Regions from separate parts of the Homo sapiens genome. Here region 2 is linked to region 1. Evidence: chromatin contacts called from ENCODE Hi-C or POLR2A ChIA-PET data. All regions are on one chromosome and are shown on one strand. The core of a region is the stretch at or near the end of the contact, and the rest is flanking DNA. Distances in the headings are between cores, read along the strand shown.

Region 1 (4,769 bases), core at 1,864-4,363:
TTTTGACTGAAGAAAGCTATTGCAGTTTTGTATAATTTGTGAATAAGTGGAAATTAAAAGGAAAAAAGAGAAATCACATTTAAAAATAGTCATCTCACGAAAGCAAGTTAGGCTCATTTGTGACTAAATAAAAATTTTCAGTAAAGTAACGTAGTACTTTGTCTTACTATAGTAAAGAGGAAAGAATCAATTTTCATTCCACTCTTATTCTTGGATTTAAAGTCAGTTTCTGGTGCTTTTTCTGCTTGGATAATGAATCAATGTTCAATCTGTCCAAATGGCTGAGAACATGTAGGAAGTTCTTTAAAAATAAATTAGGCCGGGCTTGGTAGCTCATGCCTGTAGTCCCAGCACTTTGGGAGGCTTAGGTGGGCAGATAACTTGAGGTCAGGAGTTTGAGACCAGCCTGACCAACATGGTGAAAACCCATCTCTACTAAAAATACAAAACATTAGCTGGACATGGTGGCTCGTGCCTGTAATCCCAGCTACTCAGGAGGCTGAGGCAGGAGAATAGCTTCAACTCAAGAGGTGGAGGTTGCAGTGAGCCGAGATCATGCCACTGTACTACAGCCTGGGTGACACAGAAAGACTCCATCTCAAAAATAAAATACAATAAAATAAAAATAAAAATAAGAGCCGGGTGCACTGGCATGTACCTGTAGCCTTCCAGCTACTTGGGAGGCTGAGGCCATGAGGATTGCTTGAGCCCAGGAGTTAGAGGCCAGCCTGGGCAACATTATGAGATCCCATCTCAAAGAAAAACAAGTAATAACAACATATTAAACCAGACTCTTTCCTGTTGTTAACAGGAGAAGGCAAGGAAGAACTTAGTTTGGAGAAGCTAGAGTACCCAGAGTGCTAGGTCACGGGGTCAAGGTTGAGGATGGGGGTCCAGTTTCCAGATTAGACCCTCTGGAGTTTGAGGCCCCAGTGGCTACCCCAACTGTGCCAAGCTCCTTTTGAAGTTGGCTCCTAGAAAACTTCTTCTAGCCTTTAGGACTCCTGCCTAATTTTTTGCCACTCTGTGCTCCAGCTACACAGAACTATTTTGAGTTCCCTAAAGGATCATGTTCTGTCACCTCCAGGTCTTGGCACAGCCTGTTTCCTGTTCCTGCACACTCCCCACTCCTCCACCCTCCCACACTGAGCCTTGCCTGGCTACTGTCTGCAGGTCCTTCAGTGCACAAGCTGCTTCCTCTCAGAACTTTCTCTGATCTCCCCAGTAACCATCTCTGGGCTCCCACAAGACCCTCTTCTTCACCCACTTTTTTTTGTTTGTTTGTTTGTTTGAGATGGAGTCTTGCTCTGTCGCCCGGACTGGAGTGCAGTGGCACGATCTCAGCTCACTGCAACCTCCACCTCCTGGGTTTGATCAATTCTCCTGCTTCAGCCTCCCAAGTAGCTGGGATTACAGGTGCCTGCCACCACACCCAGCTTATTTTTGTATTTTTAGTAGAGACAGGCTTTCACCATGTTGGCCAGGCTGGTCTCAAACCCCTGACCTCAAGTGATCCTCCTGCCTCAGCCTCCCAAAGTGCTGGGATTACAGGTGTGAGCCACCGTGCCCGGCCCCTTCTTTGCCCACTTCTCACCCTTTATGACATCTGCCTCTTTTGTCTGTCATTCCCTCTAGAGTGTAGGCGCCTTCAGTTAAGGAACCATTTGGAGTACCTTCCCAGCACTGAACCCAGGGCAAAGCCCTAGAGAGACAAGGTGACAAGTCAGGTCAGGCCTCTGCCTGAGGTTGCCTGGAGCCTTGCATTGTCACTGTGTCCTACGGGGCCAGGGGATCAGGGCATGGACTCTCTCCTACTCTATCCCCAGCACCAAGCACAGGACTTTTTGTTTTGTTTTGTTTTTTTGAGACCGAGTTTCACTCTTGTTGCCCAGGCTGGAATGCAATGGTGCGATCTGGGCTCACCGTAAGCTCTGCCTCCCGGGTTCAAGCAATTCTCCTGCCTCAGCCTCCTGAGTAGCTGGGATTACAGGCATGAGCCCCCAATCCCCCTGGCTAATACTGTATTTTCAGTAGAGATGGGGTTTCTCCATGTTGGTTAGGCTGGTTTTGAACTCCTAACCTCAGGTGATCCACCCATCTGAACCTCCCAAAGTGCTGGGATTACAGATGTGAGCCACCTTGCCTAGCATTTTTTTTTTTTTTTTTTTCAGATGGAGTCTCACTCTGTCACCCAGGTTGGAGTGTAGTGGCATGATCTTGGCTCACTGCAACCTCTGCCTCCCAGATTCCTGCGATTCTCCTGCTTCAGCTTCCCAAGTAGTTGGGAGTATAGGCACATGCCACCAGGCCTGGCTAATTTTCGTATTTTTAGTAGAGATGGGTTTTCACCATGTTGGCCAGGCTGGTCTCAAAATCTTGACCTCAGGTGATCTGCCTGCCTCGGCCTCCCAAAGTGCTGGCATTACAAGGACTTCTTTTTTTCTTTTTCTTTTTCTTTTTTTCTGTTTTTTTGAGACAGAGTCTCACTCTGTTGCCCAGGCTGGAATGCAATGGCACGATCTCTGCTCACTGCAACCTCCGCTTCCTGGGTCCAAGCGATTCTCCTGCCTCAGCTGGGATTACAGGCACATGCCACCACGCCTGGCTAATTTTTGTATTTTTAGTAGAGATGGGGTTTCACCATGTTGGTCAGGCTGGTCTCGAATTCCTGACCTCGTAATCCACCCACCTCGGCCTCCCAAAGTGCTGGGATTACAGCCGTGAGCCACCACACCCGGCCTACAAGGACTTCTTAATACCTAGTAGATGCCAATAAATATTTTCTGAATGAGCAAGTGCAGAAGAGAAAATATGACAGCGATGACTGAGGCGTAACTGACTTCATCTGTTCTCAGGCCACATTCTGCCCCTTGGGTGAACCTGACTGTTCCCTGAGTCGTCGCTGAAGTCAGCTTTCTGGCCAGTTCCTCAGAGGAAGAAGTGAAGCATGGAGCCACCCAAGCTGCCCAACCCCAGCTGCTGAGGGCCTGCCTCAGGTCCCATGGCCAAAGAACCTGCTTCTTCCAAGGCTGTCAGTTGTCCCATTTTCGGCACCCTTGCTGATCACACCCTCGCTGGTCACACCACCTACTTTCTGCTTCCCCAACCTTGGTTCTCATCCCTGTAACATAAGCATCATTTTTATGCTGACCCTGAGAGAGCAAACCCCCCATCACACTCTGGAGGGTGTGGGGGGTGAAAGTCAACACCTTCAGTCTCTGGTGGAGGCTTGTGACCTCTGACATCCCTCATTTGCCTCCGTTTTCCAGTGCACCCCACTGCTGCATCCACCAAAGCAGTTTCGAGTGCCTGCTTGCGTGCCTGGTACCACAGCAGGTGCTGGGGATAGAATGCGGAACAAAAGAGGCCTCCACGGTCCTTTTCCTGCAAACTGTAGTTTACAATAAAAGTAAACTATATTCACGTATAACTATATGGTCTTGAATTATGATGAGGGCAGTGAAGAAACTAATTGAGTGCCGCGTGAGAAATGAGGAAAGGGACCTTCTTTAGATGGGTGGCCAAGAGGAGTCTTTCTGATGAGTTGATGTTTTGGCTGAGACCCCCACCCCAAATGTCTTCCAAATGATAATAATCTCTTCCCTCACTGGGTCCCTATGGGGTCCTGGAACACTACAGTGTCCTGAGAAGTGCACAGGGTTTTGGATAATTCAGGCCGGGGTTCACCTCCCAGCTCTGTCCTTTCACGCAGAGGAACTTCTCAACGTCCTCCCCTGTGAAATGGAGACAGCCACCACCAGAGGGCAGTAGTGAGGACTACGTGAGAAGAGGTGTGTAAGGCCCCGTTGGCTCAGACCTGCCGAAACACTCAGGGAGGGGTCTCATTCCTGAGCCCCTGCTCCCATGCCTGTTTCCACCGCCCGCAACCTGCGGGGACCTTCCCACCCTCAGACCTCATCTTGACAGTTTATCCCTGTCACTGGCCTCATCCCTAGTTTGGCTGGTCCTGCCCCTCCCCGTACCCAGTTAGGACAGTTGGTCTGACGTGTCTCCACCTTCTCATCTCACCCTTAACTTCAAAGGGTCCCCAAAGCTTTCACAACTCTCACGCTTCTCCCTCACTGTCATTGGGAATCTCCTCCATTCTAGGGCTTCAAAATTTCCCCAGGTGCAGTGGCAGGAGGATCACCTGAGGTCAGGAGTTCGAGACCAGCCTGGCCAACATGGTGAAACCCCGTCTCTACTAAAAATACAAAAATTAGCTGGGTGTGGTGGTGGGCGCCTGTAGTCTCAGCTACTTGGGAGGCTGAGGCAGGAGAATCGCTTGAACCTGGGCGGTGGATATTGCAGTGAGCCAAGATCGTGCCATTGCACTCCAGCTTGGGCAACAGAGTAAGACCCTGTCTCGAAAAAAAACAAAAACAAAACAAAAAAAATCCGTATCTTCATGGGAGACCTTTCTCACCACACTGCTTCCTCATGGTCATCTCTGAAAACAACCCCAGGAACCAGAGCGCCCCATAGTAACTTGGGCTCCGCCGTGTGATACTGTCCCCGGAAGCTGACCAACCTGATGCAGACATGTGATAGAAGATCATCTCTGGGTCAATAAGCACATGAAAAGATGCTCAACATAGTTAACTATCAGGAAATGCAAACCAAACCCATGGTGAGATACCACTTCGCACTTGCTAGGATATTTAAAATTGGAAAGATAAATAATAACAAGGATGTGGATTTTTTTTTTTTTTTTTGAGACAGGGTCTCACTCTGTCACCCAAGCTGGAATGCAGTGGCACCTGCAGCCT
Region 2 (4,825 bases), core at 1,713-4,212, 38 kb before region 1:
ATGGCTGGCAGGGCCCATTCAACCCGAGCCCTTTCAGGCCTCAAAGCACGCTGCCTACTTAAAAGTGAACCTCAGTCACTTTTTTCAGATATAACGTCACTGCTTGAGGTTACCTATTTAGTGCTCTTCAACATCCTTCTCTAGTATTCATCAACAAGACTCAGGAAATTGGTAAATGTCAGCAAATGCTTGCTGAAGGAATCAGTGGATCACAAGTTATAAGAGTAAAATCTCAGTTTGCTGTCAAATTATAAGAACTCAAAAACTTTTTATTATCATTTCTTTCCAGCTTCAGTAAGGTGTAATTGATATACTAAAAACTGCACATAATGTAATTTGGTGAGTTGGGACTTAAGTATACACTACTGCTACCATCAGCACAAGAGTAATAAACATACACATCACCTTCAAAAGTTTTCTTGAGTCCCTTTGTTTTGTTTTGAAGTTGGAAATCAAAAGTCGAAAAAATCAATGTCTCTGAATGGTGACTCAGAAATAAGTTAGGGCTTAGTGAGTTGCTCACACTTGATCACATGGGCACAAATCTTTCCCTCTCCCAGGGAAGTTGCTGAAATGAAATGCAAACTCTGATTGGTCTAGGACCGACGGACCGACGGACCAACCAACCTACCTCCCTTCCTGTCTCCTTCCCTCCCTCCCTTCCTTCCTCCCTCCCTCCCTTTCCTCCCTTTCCTTCCTCCCTTTCCTTCCCTCCCTCTCTCCCTTTCCTTCCTCCCTCCCTCCCACCGTTTCCTTCCTTTCCTCCCTTCCTTCACCTTTCTCACTGCTCTTCCTCTGCTTTATTTTTAACTCTTCTCTTTTCCCCTTCCATCTTTTTCTTTTCTTTTGTGGTAGAGACGGGGTCTTGCTATGTTGCCCAGACTGGTCTCAAACTCCTGGGGTCAAGCAATCCTCCTGCCTCAGTCTCCCAAGTAGCTGGGACCACAAGCACGTGCCACCACATGTGGCTAATTTTTTTTTTTTTTTAATTTGCTGTGGAGATGGGGTCTTGCTATGTTGCCCGGGCTGTTCTCAAACTCCTGACCTCAAGCAGTTGTCCCACCCTGGCCTCCCACAGTGCTGGGGTTGCAAGCTTCAGCTGCCATGCCCAGTACCTTCCATACCTTTCCACCTCACTCCTTCCTGTTTGTGTCTCATAACACTGCTAACTAGCCCTAAGACAGAACTGAAAAAACATCAGTTTTAAATATATTTTTTCAATAAAATCTAATTTTCCTACCCTTCTCACTTCATTTGGCAGATGAAGAGAGTGCTTTCTGTTTAAAGAAGGAACCTTCCACTGAGTTTTCTTTTGTATAATGTTCATCTTGTGGGAGTGTGGTGTGGCCCACCAGGGCATAAACAGAAGCAGAAACCCCCCCAAGAGAGGGGCAGAGCGATCGGGGCAAGGAGGGGGGACAAGTGCAGAAAAACACCTTGTGAAAGCTTACCTACAGAGGCTGTAAAATCTGCATGGAATTCTGTAATTTTCAAGTAAAGAAAAAGGCCAATTCCTGCTGGAAAGGGAAGGGGCGCCTCATTTTGCCGCCTCCTGGGGAGCCAGCGCCACCCAGTGGACATTTAGAAAACTGCCACTCAGAGCCATCGGGCAAAGGGAATCTGAGTAATCTGGAAGATCCTAACTTTCAGCCCTAAGACAGTATCGCTGTGCCTAGGGGCTACTACAGGCTGGGTCAGCAACTGGTGACCCCTTTCTCTTCAGGGACTCCTTGACTTCCCCTAGCCTGCCGACCGTGCTATCGGGTTCCCTCTATCTGGGGTTCCATGCAGCCCGGCAGCCTCAGCACTCCTCTCTCCCTCCTGCCCCATAGCACAAAGTCTGTGGGAGTCTGAAGGGAGCTCAGGCATGTACAACTCTCCTCGGGCTCCCAGCTGAGTTCAACATGCAGAAATGGGTCCCATGGATAGCCTCGTTTGGGAGAAACACTACCCTGCCTTAATGCCTTCTTAGAGGGTCCCAGTAAATCAACTTAGCTGAGTTCCAAACCCAGTGTTTCCCAAACTTATTCGACTCAGAACTTTATTAATTCTGGCCAGGCATGGTAGCCCATGCCTGTAATCCCAGCACTTTGGGAGGCCAAGGCAGGAGGATCATTTTAGCCCAGGAGTTTGACACCAGCCTAGGCAACATGGCGAAATCCCGTTTCTACAAAACATATAAAAATTAGCCGGGTGTGTGGTGTGTGCCTGCAGTCCCAGCTACTCAGGAGGCTGAAGTGGGAGGATTGCTTGAACCCAGGAGGTTGAGGCTGCACTGAGCTGAGGTCGTGTCACTGCACTCCAGCCTGGGTGACAAAACAAAAAATAAACCAAAAAACCCTTTATTGATTCTAAATCAATTAATGAATGAGGGTGGACAACACGTGCCCACAGAACCCCATTTCTGTACTGTGTCCTGTGGGACACTCTGGGAACTGCTGATCTGAGTCAGGGGTAAGGAAAGAGAGGAGTGGAGCTGAGATTTTTCTAAAGTCCCTTCCTCTCCCCTCAGGTTTTGGATCCTTCAGGATTGGAAAAAAAAAAAAAGAAGCCCAGGCCAGGCGCGGTGGCTCACGCCTGTAATCCCAGCACTTTGGGAGGCCGTGGCGGGCAGATCACGAGGTCAGGAGTTTGACACCAGCCTGGCCAACATGGTGAAACCCCGCCTCTACTAAAAATACAAAAATTAGCCCGGCGTGTTGGTGTGTGTCTGTAATCCCAGCTACTCGGGAGGCTAAGGCAGGACAATTACTTGAACCTGGGAGGTGGAGGTTGCAGTGAGCCAAGAGCATGCCATTGCACTCCAGCCTGGGTGACAGAGCAAGACTCCGTCTCAAAAAAAAAAAAAAAAAAAAAAAAAAAAAAAGCCCATGGTGATGAGCTGGGGAGAACAGGGAGTCAGGGGAAGGGTGTAGCCACAAATAGGCTGGGCCAGCCTCAGGGCAGCAGCCTGTCAGAGGGCACCGTGCCTAGGACAGAGGCAGGTGCTGGAGGGAAGGGCGGCTTTGCTGGGATGGCCACTGTGTGTGAGGAGAGCATGTCCCTCAGGAGTCACCTTTTTGGTCATGGCTTCCATTTGCCTTCTCAATAGAACTTTCCTTTTAGACTAAAGACATTCTGCTGTTTCACCTGAGTTCCACAGCCTTGGTGCAACTTTCAACCAGAAGCCCTGACGGTTTTCTTGGCCTTAATAAAATTCTGCCACACCTTAACCTTTCCTCAGCACACAGAGAACGCCCTAGAACAGCATACAGTGTGGAGAAAATATGCATTCAATAAATGCCTGTTTCTATAAGGAAGTTAGGGTAGGTAAACACTGGGAGCCACTTGCTAGGTAAATACAGAACAAGGAACCAATCTACCTCCAACAGTTTGACAGAGGGCAAGGTAAATTAACTCTCGTAAAGGCTCTTAAAGAATGCACTTTCCTGCCGGGCACGGTGGCTCCCGCCTATAATCCCAGCACTTTGGGAGGCCGAGGTGGGTGGATCATGAGGTCAGGAGTTCAAGACCACCCTGGCCAACATGGTGAAACTCTGTCTCTACTAAAAATACAAAAATTAGCTGGGCATGGTAGCGGGCACCTGTAGTCCCAGCTACTCGGGAGGCTGAGGCAGAGAACTGCTTGAACCCGTGAGGTGGAGGTTGCAGTGAGCAGAGATTGCGCAACTGCACTCCAGCTTGGGCGACACAGCGAGACTCCGTCTCAAAAAAAAAAAAAAAATGCACTTTCCCTCACTGCCTGTGCCCTAGGTCAGGCAGGGGACTAGCTGGGGACAAAAGGCATTCCTCATCCAGAGGAACCTACCTGCCCAAATAGGCTGAGGCAGAAAAACTCCAAAGGGTTCTGAGTCACAGAACAGCCATCGCTGGGTGAGTGTAGACCTGGCCCTGTGCTGGCACCCCACGGGTTTAGCTCCCTGAATCCTCCAGATAGCCCCAGGAGCATCTTAACAATCCTGTTTTTACAGACGGGGGCCACTGCGGCTCCAAGGTTACATGAGGAGCCCAAGCCACACAGAGTGTGAGCACCAGGAGCTGAGCTCAGAGAGCCTGACTCTAAAACACCCATCACAGACACCAAGCAAATGGGCTGCCTGGGGAGCAGAGGGAAGGAAAACCAAGGAGGAAGCCCCGCTGCAAACACCAGACTCCTCCCTATCACCCAACTGCTCCGGGTTCTCAACCGATGCCACCTGCAGGGCACGGCCTAAAGAAGTGACTCCGCCTTGGCAGCCTCACGGGCAAGGAGGCACCTTTCTCCTAGGTCAGATCCAGGAGCTCAGGGAGCTTGCATTTCCAGGAAACGTGGACGGAAGCAGAAAAGTCCCCAATCCAGGTGCAAGTCACCTTGATGACATCTTCCCTGGTTCTGCGCTGACTCAGGACATCAGAATAGAGAGAACCACTGGATGGTAGCTTGGTCACACACGGAAAATGAAATGGTGGCCCAGGCAGGGAAGGGGCTCACCAAGGTCACACTGAGAGTTAAGGACAAAGCCAGGACAAGTACCCAGATGTCCCAGCCTGCAAGTACCCAGATGTCCTAGCCCTTAGCCCAGGTTGCTTTCCTTAATTGTAACTGATATTCACTGAATACTGATTGTGTACTATGCTTTATATTAACGATCACATTTAATCTTCACTTTCCCTCCCAGATGGGTTCTGCTAGGAAGCCCACTTTACAACTGAAGAAAACAGGCACAAAAAGGTTAAATAACCTCCACATGGATATACCAAAAATAACAGGCAGAGCCATATTCAAACTTAAAATCTGACCCTAGAGTCCATTCACTTGGCCACTGGGCCATATAGCCCGGGTATG

What was found. A loop is a pair of places that touch in the nucleus more often than their neighbours do. ChIA-PET counts read pairs that join two places held with the same protein, here RNA polymerase II (POLR2A). Pooled maps may share reads with other maps.
Region 2: a loop to region 1 is called in a pooled map, with 2.0 times the contacts of the local background. The contact joins two enhancer-like sites. A Hi-C loop is called at or near these places in 6 of 50 pooled maps. POLR2A ChIA-PET finds 5 or more read pairs at or near these places in 14 of 52 experiments (AG04450, CD4-positive, alpha-beta T cell, CD4-positive, alpha-beta memory T cell and 11 more).

Annotation. Positions count from the first base shown.
Region 1 is chr9:98,033,900-98,038,668 of GRCh38, reverse strand. It overlaps a transcript of TRIM14 not described here. Among named protein-coding and RNA genes, the nearest start is that of NANS, 20 kb to the left of the region's middle. RefSeq lists a silencer at 1,080-1,129 and enhancers at 2,495-2,634, 2,715-2,784, 1,963-3,162, 3,755-3,864. Within about 2 kb of position 3,113, at least 8 of the 41 ENCODE cell types and tissues checked have a DNase peak (open chromatin) inside an H3K27ac peak, as active enhancers do.
Region 2 is chr9:98,071,313-98,076,137 of GRCh38, reverse strand. All of the region lies in intron 2 of NANS (N-acetylneuraminate synthase), which reads right to left. It also overlaps a transcript of TRIM14 not described here. Among named protein-coding and RNA genes, the nearest start is that of NANS, 17 kb to the right of the region's middle. RefSeq lists enhancers at 699-1,505, 3,966-4,466. Within about 2 kb of position 2,962, at least 2 of the 41 ENCODE cell types and tissues checked have a DNase peak (open chromatin) inside an H3K27ac peak, as active enhancers do.